Regions from separate parts of the Homo sapiens genome. Here region 1 is linked to region 2. Evidence: read pairs that join two places in POLR2A ChIA-PET (ENCODE). Cell type or tissue: K562. All regions are shown on one strand. Each heading gives the region's core, and the rest is flanking DNA. Links, peaks and the distances in the headings are about the cores only.

Region 1 (5,388 bases), core at 269-5,268, 370 kb before region 2:
TGGTCTCGATCTCCTGACCTCGTGATCCACCCACCTCGGCCTCCCAAAGTGCTGGGATTACAGGCAGAAGCCACAGCGCCCGGCCTATCGGACTTCTTAATTTGGGGAGATCCAATGGCTACCTAATTTTATCTTGTTTGATTTGTATTTCCCTGAAGAAAAGTGAAGAAGTTTATCAAAGAGAGATCAACTACATCAATGCTATTGAAAAGTCAGGAAGAATGAAGACTGCAAGTAATCATTGGATTTAACAATATAGAGGTCACATTACTTGGAAAGTGGGGCACATGTTAGGCTGCAGTTGACTTAAGAAAAGATGGGAGAAAAGGAACTGGGAACAGCAAGTACAGACAACTTTTTAAGAATTTTATTACAAAGAAGTTGGGCGGTAGCCAGAAGTGACATGGAATCAAAGAAAAATAAAGTTTTTTATTTTGCTTTTGTTTTGTAAGATGAGAGAAATGATCACTAACAGAAATGATCTGGTAGAGCCAAAAACTAATGATGTTAAGTGTAGAGAACTGCTGGAGAGGTGTCCTTAAGTGGGCATGAGGAGACAGAAATTATTGTAACCAAACATGTACAGTATCTTTTATGCTGGAAACTACAAAACACCAATAAAAGAAGTCAAAGAATATCTAAATAAATAAGCAGGCATGCCATAATGACAGACTGGAAATTTTAATATGGTAAAAACTGTCAATTCTCCAATTGATATATAAATTTAATATCAGAATCCCAGCAAGTAGACAATAGACAAGTTTAACCTAAAATTTACATAGGAAGTAAAAGAAAACAAACCGCTAAAACAATTTTGAAAGAGATGAATAAAGTGAGAAGAAGCAAACTACTAAACTCCAAGACCTACTATATAGCTATAGTAATCAAGACTGTGTAGTATTGGCTGAGGAATACATAAATCAATGAAACAGAAGACCCAGATATAAAAACAACAAATATGCTCAACTGATTTTTTACAACAATGTAAAAGCAATTCAATGGAAGAGATGTACCACAGCAGTTGGATATCTATAGGCAAAAAAAAAAGAAAAAAGAAGCTCAACCTTAACTTTCACACTTTATACAAAAATTAACTCAAAATTAATCATGAACTTGAATGTTAAAGGTAAAATTATAAACTTAAAAACACAGAAGACAATCTTTGGGATCTCAGGCTAGGCAAAGAAAACTCAGACTTGACATGAAAAGCACAATTCATAAAAGGAAAAATTGGTCGAATAGACTTCATCAAAATTAAAACTTTTGCTCTGGGAAAGACTGTTATGAGGCTGATGTGGTTTGGCTGTGTCCCCACCCAAATCTCATCTCGAATTGTAGTTCCCATAATTCCCACGTGTCATGGGAGGGAATTGGTAGGAGGTAATTGAATCATGGGGATGGGTCTTTCCCATGCTATTCTAGTGAGATAGTAATCTCACAAGATCTGATGGTTTTATAAATGGGAGTTCCCCTGCACACACTTTCTTGCCTATCACCATGTAAGACGTGACTTTGCTCCTCCTTGCCTTCTGCCATGATTGTGAGGCCTCCCCAGCCATGTGTAACTGAGTCAATTCAACCTCCTTCCTTTATAAAGTACCCCGTCTTGGGTATGTTTTTATTAGCAGCGTGAGAACAGACTAATACAAAGGTGGAAAAGACAAGCTACAGACTGGGAGAAAATAACTGCAAATCACAACAAAGTGACTAGTGCCTAAGATATATAAACAGCTCTCAAAACTTGACAGTAAAATAAATAATCAACTAGGAAATAGGCAAAAGACACAATTAGCAGCTGAAATGTATACCCCCGAAACTCATATGTTGAAGCTCTAACCCCTGTACCTCAGAACAGACTGTATTTGGAGCTAGGGTCTTTAAAGAGGTGATCAAATTAACATGAGGCCATTGGGTGGGCCCTAATCTAATGTGATTACTGTCCTTTTAAAAAGGAGAAAATTTGGATACATAAAGAGATCATGTGAGAATATGAGAATGCAGCCATCTGCAAGCTAAGCAGAGAGACCTCAGAAGAAACTTGATCTTGGACTTCTAGCCTCCAAAACTGGAGAAAAAAAATTTCCATTGTTTAAGTCACCCAGTTTGTAGCATTCTGTTATGGGAGCCCTGACAAAGTCATACAGACGTGAAGAGACACTTCACCAAACAAGACATACAAATGGCAAATATGCACATGAAAAGATATTTAACATCATCTGCCATTAGGGAAGTGCAAATTAACATGACAATGACTTATCACTTACCTATAAGACTGGGCTAAAATTAAAAAGTGTCAAAAATTTCTTTATTATGGTTGCTGACTCAGCATCCATTTTTAGATCTAACGTAAGTTATCTGAAACCCAGCTATAGCCCTCCATCTTGGCCTAGTTAAAACTTCCCGGCAGGGCACAGTGGCTCATGCCTGTAATCCCAGCACTCTGGGAGGCCGAGGCAGGCAGATCACCTGAGGTCATGAGTTTGAGACCAGCCTGGCCAACATATAGTGAAACCCCGTCTCTACTAAAAACTAAAAAAATTCGCTGGGTGTGGTGGTGCATGCCTGTAGTCCCAGCTACTTGGGAAGCTAAGGCAGGAGAGTAGAAGAATCGCTTGAACCCATCCAGGAGGCAGAGGTTGCAGTGAGCTGAAATCGTGCCCTTCTACTCGACCCTGGGTGGGAGCGAGACTCCATCTCAAAAAAACAAACAAAAAAAAACTTCCCTTGCCTGTGTGACTGTCTGCAATATAGACTTCTTCATCTCACTGACCAAAAACTCAATATTCCCCACAGCTGCTGACCACGATAAAAACCTAATGGTCAACACCAGAGTCATGTAAATAAGATCTCCCTTCAGGAGTGTTTGCTTTAAACTAGCCAATCCACAACCACCACAGGAAAGCCTACAGGGTAATGCCCATGTACCTTAAAAAAGGCATAGTCCCACTGATATCCCCTTTTCCCTCTCACTCTTTTTCTCTCTCCCCTCCCTCAGCTCCCCGCATCCTTCCTTAACCTTAACCTCTCTGGGCTCTACCAGTAAATCTCGTTTCATTCTGGTTTCACTTCCTCATGTGTCTCACCTGACACACACGCACAAACCTAACTCAGTTCCCCAATCCCTGCTAGGGCTCTCCTAGAGTGACGCTACTTGCCTTATGGCCCTCTCAAGATAGAGATCCCAAGACCAATTAGAAAGTAAATATAACAATAAAAATCACAACAAAGTGACAATACCAAATGCTGGTGAGGATGCAGCTCTCCCTCATCCTCACTCATATACTGCTGATTGGAATGTAAAATGTACAGTTACTCAGGAAAACAGCTTGTCAGTTTCTTACAAACATTAACATGCAACTACCATATGACCCAGTGATTGCACTCCCAGAAGAATCAAAATTTATGTTTACATGAATACTTGTACACAAATGTTTAAAGCAGTTTAATTTCTAATAACCAAAACCTGGAAACAACCCAGATAATCTTCAATGGGTGAATGGTTAACACATCACGGTACATCCATACTGTGGGATACTATTCAGTAACAAAAAGGAACAAGGTACTGATACACACAACAACCTGATGACTCTCCAGAGAATTATGCTGAATGAGAAAAGCCAATCCCATAAGGTTACATACTACATGATCCCACTTATGTAACATTCTTAAAATTACAAAATAATAGAAATGGAGAACAGGTTAGTGATTGCCAGGGGTTAAGGACAGGTTGGGAGCTGGAAGGAAGACCACATGGGTATAAAAGGGCAATATGAAGAATCCTTATGGGGAAGGAAGTGTGCTGTATCTTGACTGTACCAATGTTAATTTCCTGGTTGTGCTATTATATACTATCCTATCCTATCCTACAGTGTCCTATAATTTTGCAAGGTGTTACCACTGGGAGAATCAAGGTAAAGGATACATGAGATCTCTCCGTGTTATTTCTTACAACTGCATGTGAATCTACAACTATTTTAAAAAGTTCAAGAAAAGTTATCAACTTGAGCATTTAAAATGTGCACAATTTATCATAAAATATGCCTCAATAAAAAGTTACACAGTAAAAAAAATTTTCATACAAGTTTTTTTAAAAAACTGTCCAGAACAAAGCTGTCCAATTGAACTTTCTGTATATAGATTATTGACCTGTTCTATAATTCTGTGCTACCTAAAACAACAGCCACTAGCCACACATAGCTAATAAACACTTGAAATGTAACTTGTATAACTGAAAAACTGAATTTTAAATTTTATTCATTTTAATTAAATTTAAACTGCCACACATCAGTGGTGGTCACCATTGAACAATGCAGGTCCAGACACTACAAAGAATAGGGAAGATCGTTATGTGCTAAAATACAGCTATGTCCAAATTGTATTCAGAAAAATACAGATTTTATAACATAACATTTATGTAATAAAAACAAGGAAATAAATATACATGAACATGTATGTAAAATATATATTTAAATGTACAAGCATAGAAAATTCTGAGTGTACTTTAAAGTAGTATTTACCTGTGAGGAGTGAGAGAAGTTTGTGCTTGCTGGGGACAGGGAACTGTGGGACTTCACCATGAACTATATATCCTTCTGTACTACTTAAATTTTTTACAATAATCATGTGTCACCATTAAGGCTAAAAAAAACCCATGCTGAAACTTAAATTTCTGATACCTTTAAAATTTATACATTATTCAACAGTATAGAATAAATCGGATGTTAGGATAATAATGTTCAGAAAGTTTAAGTTTATATATGGTCTGCTATGCTAGAAGACTAGATTCTAGTTTGTCAAGAATTTTTTTTTTCCACCTGTACCCTTTTTTGGGACTTGATTACATCAATTATTCAATGGAAAAAGGACACAAATAAGGAAAAAAAGTTTAATGGGAATTTCTGAAATCAAGCTAATTAACCTCTCACAAACAGGTGGAAGATTCTGGCTATTTACATTATGAGTGGTCAAAGAGAAAGCAAAATTTCCAAAGAAAACACTGTCTAGAATTTATTCATGATTATATTTACAGAAATATAAATAAAGATTAATGAATATTTATAATTTCAGTGAAAGAACATAGGGAGGTAAAATTCTAGGGTTAAAAACAAGATTAACAATAGTGTACATGCTCTCTTAAAATCTTGGAACTGCAGAAAGAAAGTAAGTAAAGATTATAAAACAACAGCTAACTATTTGCCAGGTATTGTTCTAAATTTTACTTAGAGACAGAATTTCATAAAATCAAAAGATGCTATTGATTATAATATGCACCATTATTGTATGTACCACTAAGAAAGAAAATACTGCCAACTGAACTGAATGCTTTTTTATCACTTCAAATTTTTACTTCTACTAATTGAAGGATTATTTACACTAATTGAAAAATCT
Region 2 (5,388 bases), core at 97-5,096:
AAATAATTTATCTTAGGTCTGCCACAGCTAGAAATACAATGAGATTTATAGTTTTTTTTTTAAAAAAAAGATCTATTTTCAAGCAATTAATACCAGAATTGGTGAATACATGGTATAATGGTATTCGTACTCAAAAGCCTAAACACCTAAACACAAAGACCTACATACCACAGCTACCTATTTGCCATCTATGTGTACCCTTTAAGGGGGAGGCCTGAAAAGGAACTTTGCATACCTTAAATGAAGCTGTGTGCCTTAATGGGGGGCGGGGAGGAACCCACAAGCTTTAGAACTATGCTTTGGGTACAGTAGCATCTAGTCATATGTGGATCCTTAAATTAATTAAATGTAAATAAAATTAGAAATCCAGCTCCTCAGTTATACTAGTCACACCTTAAATGCCCAGTAACCACATATGGCTAGTGGCTGCCACACTGGACAGCTCAGATATAGGACATCTGTCATTTAGAACGTTCTACTGGGCAGCACTGCTTTAAAGTGAAGAGTCAATTTGAATCTTGACTCTCCTATTACCTATAAGTTTTTAGCTGCTAGTTACAATGATATTAATAGCTACTTTTTTTTTTTTTTTTTTTTTTGAGAAGGAGTCTCGCTCTGTCACCCAGACTGGAGTACAGTGGTGCGATCTCGGCTCACTGCAAGCTCTGCCTCCTGGGTTCACGCCATTCTTCTGCCTCAGCCTCCCGAGTAGCTGGGACTACAGGCGCCCGCCACCACAGCTGGCTAATTTTTTTGTATTTTTAGTAGAGACAGGGTTTCACCGTGTTAGCCAGGATGGTCTCGATCTCCTGACCTTGTAATCTGCCCGCCTCGGCCTCCCAGAATGCTGGGATTACAGGCGTGAGTCACCGTGCCCGGCCATTAATAGCTACCTTTTTTTTTTTTTTTTTTTTTTTAAGAGATGAGGGCCTCACTATATTGCCCAAGCTGGATTCGAACTCCTGGGCTCAATCAGTCCTCTCACCTCAGCCTCCCAAGTAGCTGGGACTGCAGGCACATTGCCATCATGCCCAACTTAATAACTACTTTTTGTTGAGAGTTTACTTGGGCCATTTTAACGTTCATAACAATACTAGAAGACAGGTATTATTGGCCCCATTTTATGAATGAACAAACTGAGGCTCAGACAAATTAATTCCCCAAGACTCAAAATAGTAAGTCTTAAAACTAGAATTCACAGTGGCTTCAGTTTTCTTTTTTGTTCACGGGAGGTAAGATCTTACCTCCCAGACTGTGGTGCAGAAAGTACCTGACAAAGAAGCTGGTTAACAGTAGATAGTTAAGAATTTATTTTCTTATGAATAAAGCATTAGAGTGAATGAATGGGATTCTTAACATAACTATTTGGTATATAAGTAAAATTATACTCATCATATTATTTTCCAAGAGCTGAAACTTACTGATTTTCTCATAATTTAGATTTAATCTTAGTTTATTCTGTTAGCTTAAGATGTCTATAGTTGCTACATTGTCTTTAAATATTTTAACATTCTGCTGGGTGCAATGTTTCATGCCTATAATCCCAGCACTTGGGGAGGCTGAGATGGGAAGATTGCTTGAGCTCAGGAGTTTAAGACCAGCCTGGACATGACAAGACCCTGTCTCTACAAAAAATACAAAAATTAGCCGGGTGTGGTGGCACATGCCTGTGATCCCAGCTACCTGGGGGGCTAAGGCAGGAGATGCTTGAGCCCAGGAGGTTGACGCTGAAAGTGAGCCATGTTTGCGCCACTGCACTCTGGCCTGAGAGACAAAGTGAGACCTTGTCTCAAATATATAAATTTGTGTATATATATGAGCATGCAACCAACTCTCTTGTTTTTCAGAACAGTTGTAAAATTTATACATTTATCATTAAACCTCATACTTGTGGAATTCTGAAGATTTTTATTCTTATCTGAGTAATTTTGGAAAACAAGATTTATTATTCCTTTCATGATTTAAGTTGTGTAACTGAGGACATCAAACAATTTTAACTTTTCCCAACTTGATGCAAAAAATATGAATACTCTCATTTTGGTCACAGGATTTTAGGTTAAATGTTATTTCTTAAAATTCATGATTGAGCCTGATTAACACAATGAATTACACCTGCCTCATCCCCAAGACATTATTTAAAAATAAAGGAGCTGGGCACAGTGGCTTATGCTTGTAATCCCAGCATTTTGGGAGGCTGAGGTGGAAGAATTGCATGAGCCCAGGAGTTCGAGACCAGCCTGGGCAACCTAGCGAGACCTTGACTCTACAAATCAAAAAATTAGCCACACGTGGTGGCATGTTCCTGTGGTCCCAGCTACTCAGGAAGCTAAGGTGGGAGGATCACTTGAGCCCAGGAGTTGGAGGCTGCAGTGAGCTGTGATCACACCACTGCACTCCAGACTGGGTGACAGAGTGAGACCCATCTCAAAAAATAAGGCAGTTCCTCTTTCTCATGCACCTTTTCCTAGGCTTTTTCATTGTATGAATGAGTGAATTGGAAAAGTCGGTTAATCAGATTATCCCAAACAAAGTAGCATTTTAAAATGAATTTTTAATTATCCATCTCAACCAAAGGAATTACAACATAACTAATGTGTCTAGTGGGATAAAAGGAATTCTGTTAAAAGGATAAGGAGTTTTTGAGCTCACATCTCTTTAAGTTGATTTTTCAACCGTTTAACTATTTGCCTTGTAGGTTTGCTAAATCATCTTTTACTTGCTTTAAAATATACATTTACCTGGATAGTTAACAAACCTTTCTAAACCAAAATGTCTGATGTGATCACAGTAACTTATCATTATCCTTGTTGTTCCTTGTATCTGTAGCATTTTGTAATTTTCAAAGCAAATTGCAAAGTATTTTCATAAATAAATGCCCCATTATTTAAATCTCTAAAGGTCAGATTTTTGATAGCACCTGCAATCTGAAATATAGTCATAAACCTGAAACAATATATTACCAAGTACTAAGTTAAACACTTTAAGTATCATTTAACCCTCAAAGCAACCCTATAAATTAGTAGTAGTATCTTCATTTTACAGATGAAGAAACTAAGACTGACAGGTTAAATTAACTTCTCAAAGTCACAGAGCCTGTAAGGGGATAGCAGTTAAAGGGGAAAATAAAGAAGAAAAAGAGAAGGAAAGAAGTAAAAAATATATAACATGCTAAACATTCTAATGCCATTTAACAAAGAGGGAAGCAGTAGTATACATTAAACCTGCCTATCTTGATGGTCATCATTAAGAGAGTGGTCAATAAAGTTTATGAAGGCAGGGAAACTTAGTTTAGTAAACTATCCCCAACAAAAAAATCGTTTACATTTTTGGCATTTGAAAGGTGTTTTGATTCAGAAAACCGAGGTAGTAATTTAGAAAAGACTGTGGAACTTGGTCATTCCTTTTTGTATTACAGAACTAGACTGCACGTTATGGCAGAGATTCCTTGAGATATGTGAGTTAAAGATTCCTTGAGGGCGGTTTACCAAGCTCATGTGACACCCTTCTGACCTGCTGGTCCCCTATGTACAGTAATCTTTTAGGAATAACCACGCTAGAGCTTATCATATAGAATTGTTAGGGAAACAAATTTGATTTTTTTTAAGGCAAGGTCTCACTTTATCATCTGGGCTGGAGTGCAGTGGTGCAATCACTGCTCACTGCAGCCTCAAACTCCTAGGCTCGGGTGATTCTCCTGTCTCAACCTCCCAAACAGCTGGGACTACAGGGACACACCACTATGCCCAGCTAATTTTTTTATTTTTCATAGAGACGGTGTCTCACCATGTTGCCCAGGCCGGTTTTGAACTCCTGGGCTCAAGCAATCCTCCCGCCTTAGCCTCCCAAAGTGCTGGGATTACCAGCATGAGTCACCATGCCCGGCCACAGATTTCTCCTTGTTCATAAAGATAGATCTTAACTTTAAGATACCATATGAACAGTTTTAAAAGGTAAGAAATTAATATAGTGAGATAACTAAGAACATGAAGCTGGGAATTAGAGTAGGGTACAAATCCCAGCTCATCCACTTTGTAGCTTTGTGACTTTGGAAAGATATTAATCTGTTAGTTTTAGTGTCCTCATTAGTAAAAGAGGGATACAACTACTATCTCCTAAGTTTGCTTTGAGTATATAAATATTTCGTATATACAGTTGATCCTCGAACAACATGCAAGTTAGGGGCACTGACCCTGCCCTCCCCTGTGCATATAAAAATCTGCATATAACTTTTGACTCCCTAAAAACTTAACTACTGTAATTGTGTACTGTTGACCAGAAGCCTTACTGATAACATAGTCAATTAACACATATTTTGTATAGGTATTGTATACTGTATTCTTACAATAAAGTAAGCTAGAGGAAAGAATATGTTATTTAAAAAATCATAAGAGAAAGTATATTTACTGTTTATTAAGTGGAAGTGGATCATCAGAAAGGTCTATCTTTGTTATCTTCACATTGAGTAGGCTGACGAGGAAGAGTTAGTCTTGCTGTCTCAGGTGGCAGAGGCAGAAGAGGCGGAGAAGGTGGTAGGGGAAGCAAGAAAGGCAGGTACACTCAGTGTAACTTCCGTAGAAAAAAAATCTGCCTATAAGTGGACCCACGCAGTTCAAACCTATGTTGTTCAAGAGTTAACTGTACTTGGTAAATAGTAAACAACCATGAATGTTCATTAACTTTTAAGCTAATACTATTAGTATTTTTTATTTAATAGTTTCTAAAAAGTACACTACTATAAACATTGTCCTATTAAGTTGTGGGAAGTAGAATCTCCTAATAATTTTAAGCCATCATATTCTTCTGACAATAGCCATGCCATTTTGTGTTCCCAGGGCCAAGGAGAAGACAGAAACCTGTTTGGCTTGAGGAATGTTATGAAATTGTTTTGGTATCACAATATATGCCATCATCATTGGAGTAATTAATGTGATGTTTCAACTCCAATTCTTAAAGGAGTAACTTTCCCAAAAGTTTAACTAGGTTGATTTCTACATTGAGAATTGTTTGCATTTCCCTTCTGGTTCAGCCAGTTAATACCATCACCTTAATAGCCCATCTTTCATACCAAGTAGCAGAAGTGTTTTTAGGAGAGATGAGAGAAATGAGCTGCAAGTACCTATTTTATTTTCATTTTATTAATTCGTTAGATATTTACTAAGTTCATTCTTTTCTTCGGGTGATACACACTGGGTATCATTGACAAATAAATGTGTTATCTGTTCTTATTAATCTAAAAATTGAGGGAGTTGTATACAAAGGTGTGTATCCTTGATGATATCTAGTGGTATTATGCACATCTGGCCGCTCAACATTTGAAAGCCACCATTTGAATCAAGTTCTGTATACTTTCTTGGCACTGCTTAGGAGTACTGCTAAGAACTTTAGTGC

The links. Peaks named below come from ENCODE experiments on the same cell type or tissue, not always from the same donor. Only the 100,000 strongest peaks of a DNase experiment are listed, where the experiment ranks them.
Region 1: POLR2A ChIA-PET joins it to region 2 with 5 read pairs; 2 of 35 experiments call an interaction of 5 or more read pairs at or near these places.

What each region holds. Positions count from the first base shown.
Region 1 is chr12:76,775,537-76,780,924 of GRCh38, reverse strand. All of the region lies in intron 1 of ZDHHC17 (zDHHC palmitoyltransferase 17), which reads right to left. Among named protein-coding and RNA genes, the nearest start is that of ZDHHC17, 14 kb to the right of the region's middle. In K562, for the core only: no CTCF peak of the experiment used is centred there; a DNase peak (open chromatin) is centred at 2,814; H3K4me3 peaks cover 423 bases.
Region 2 is chr12:76,403,673-76,409,060 of GRCh38, reverse strand. All of the region lies in intron 5 of OSBPL8 (oxysterol binding protein like 8), which reads left to right. Among named protein-coding and RNA genes, the nearest start is that of BBS10, 58 kb to the right of the region's middle. In K562, for the core only: no CTCF peak of the experiment used is centred there; no DNase peak of the experiment used is centred there.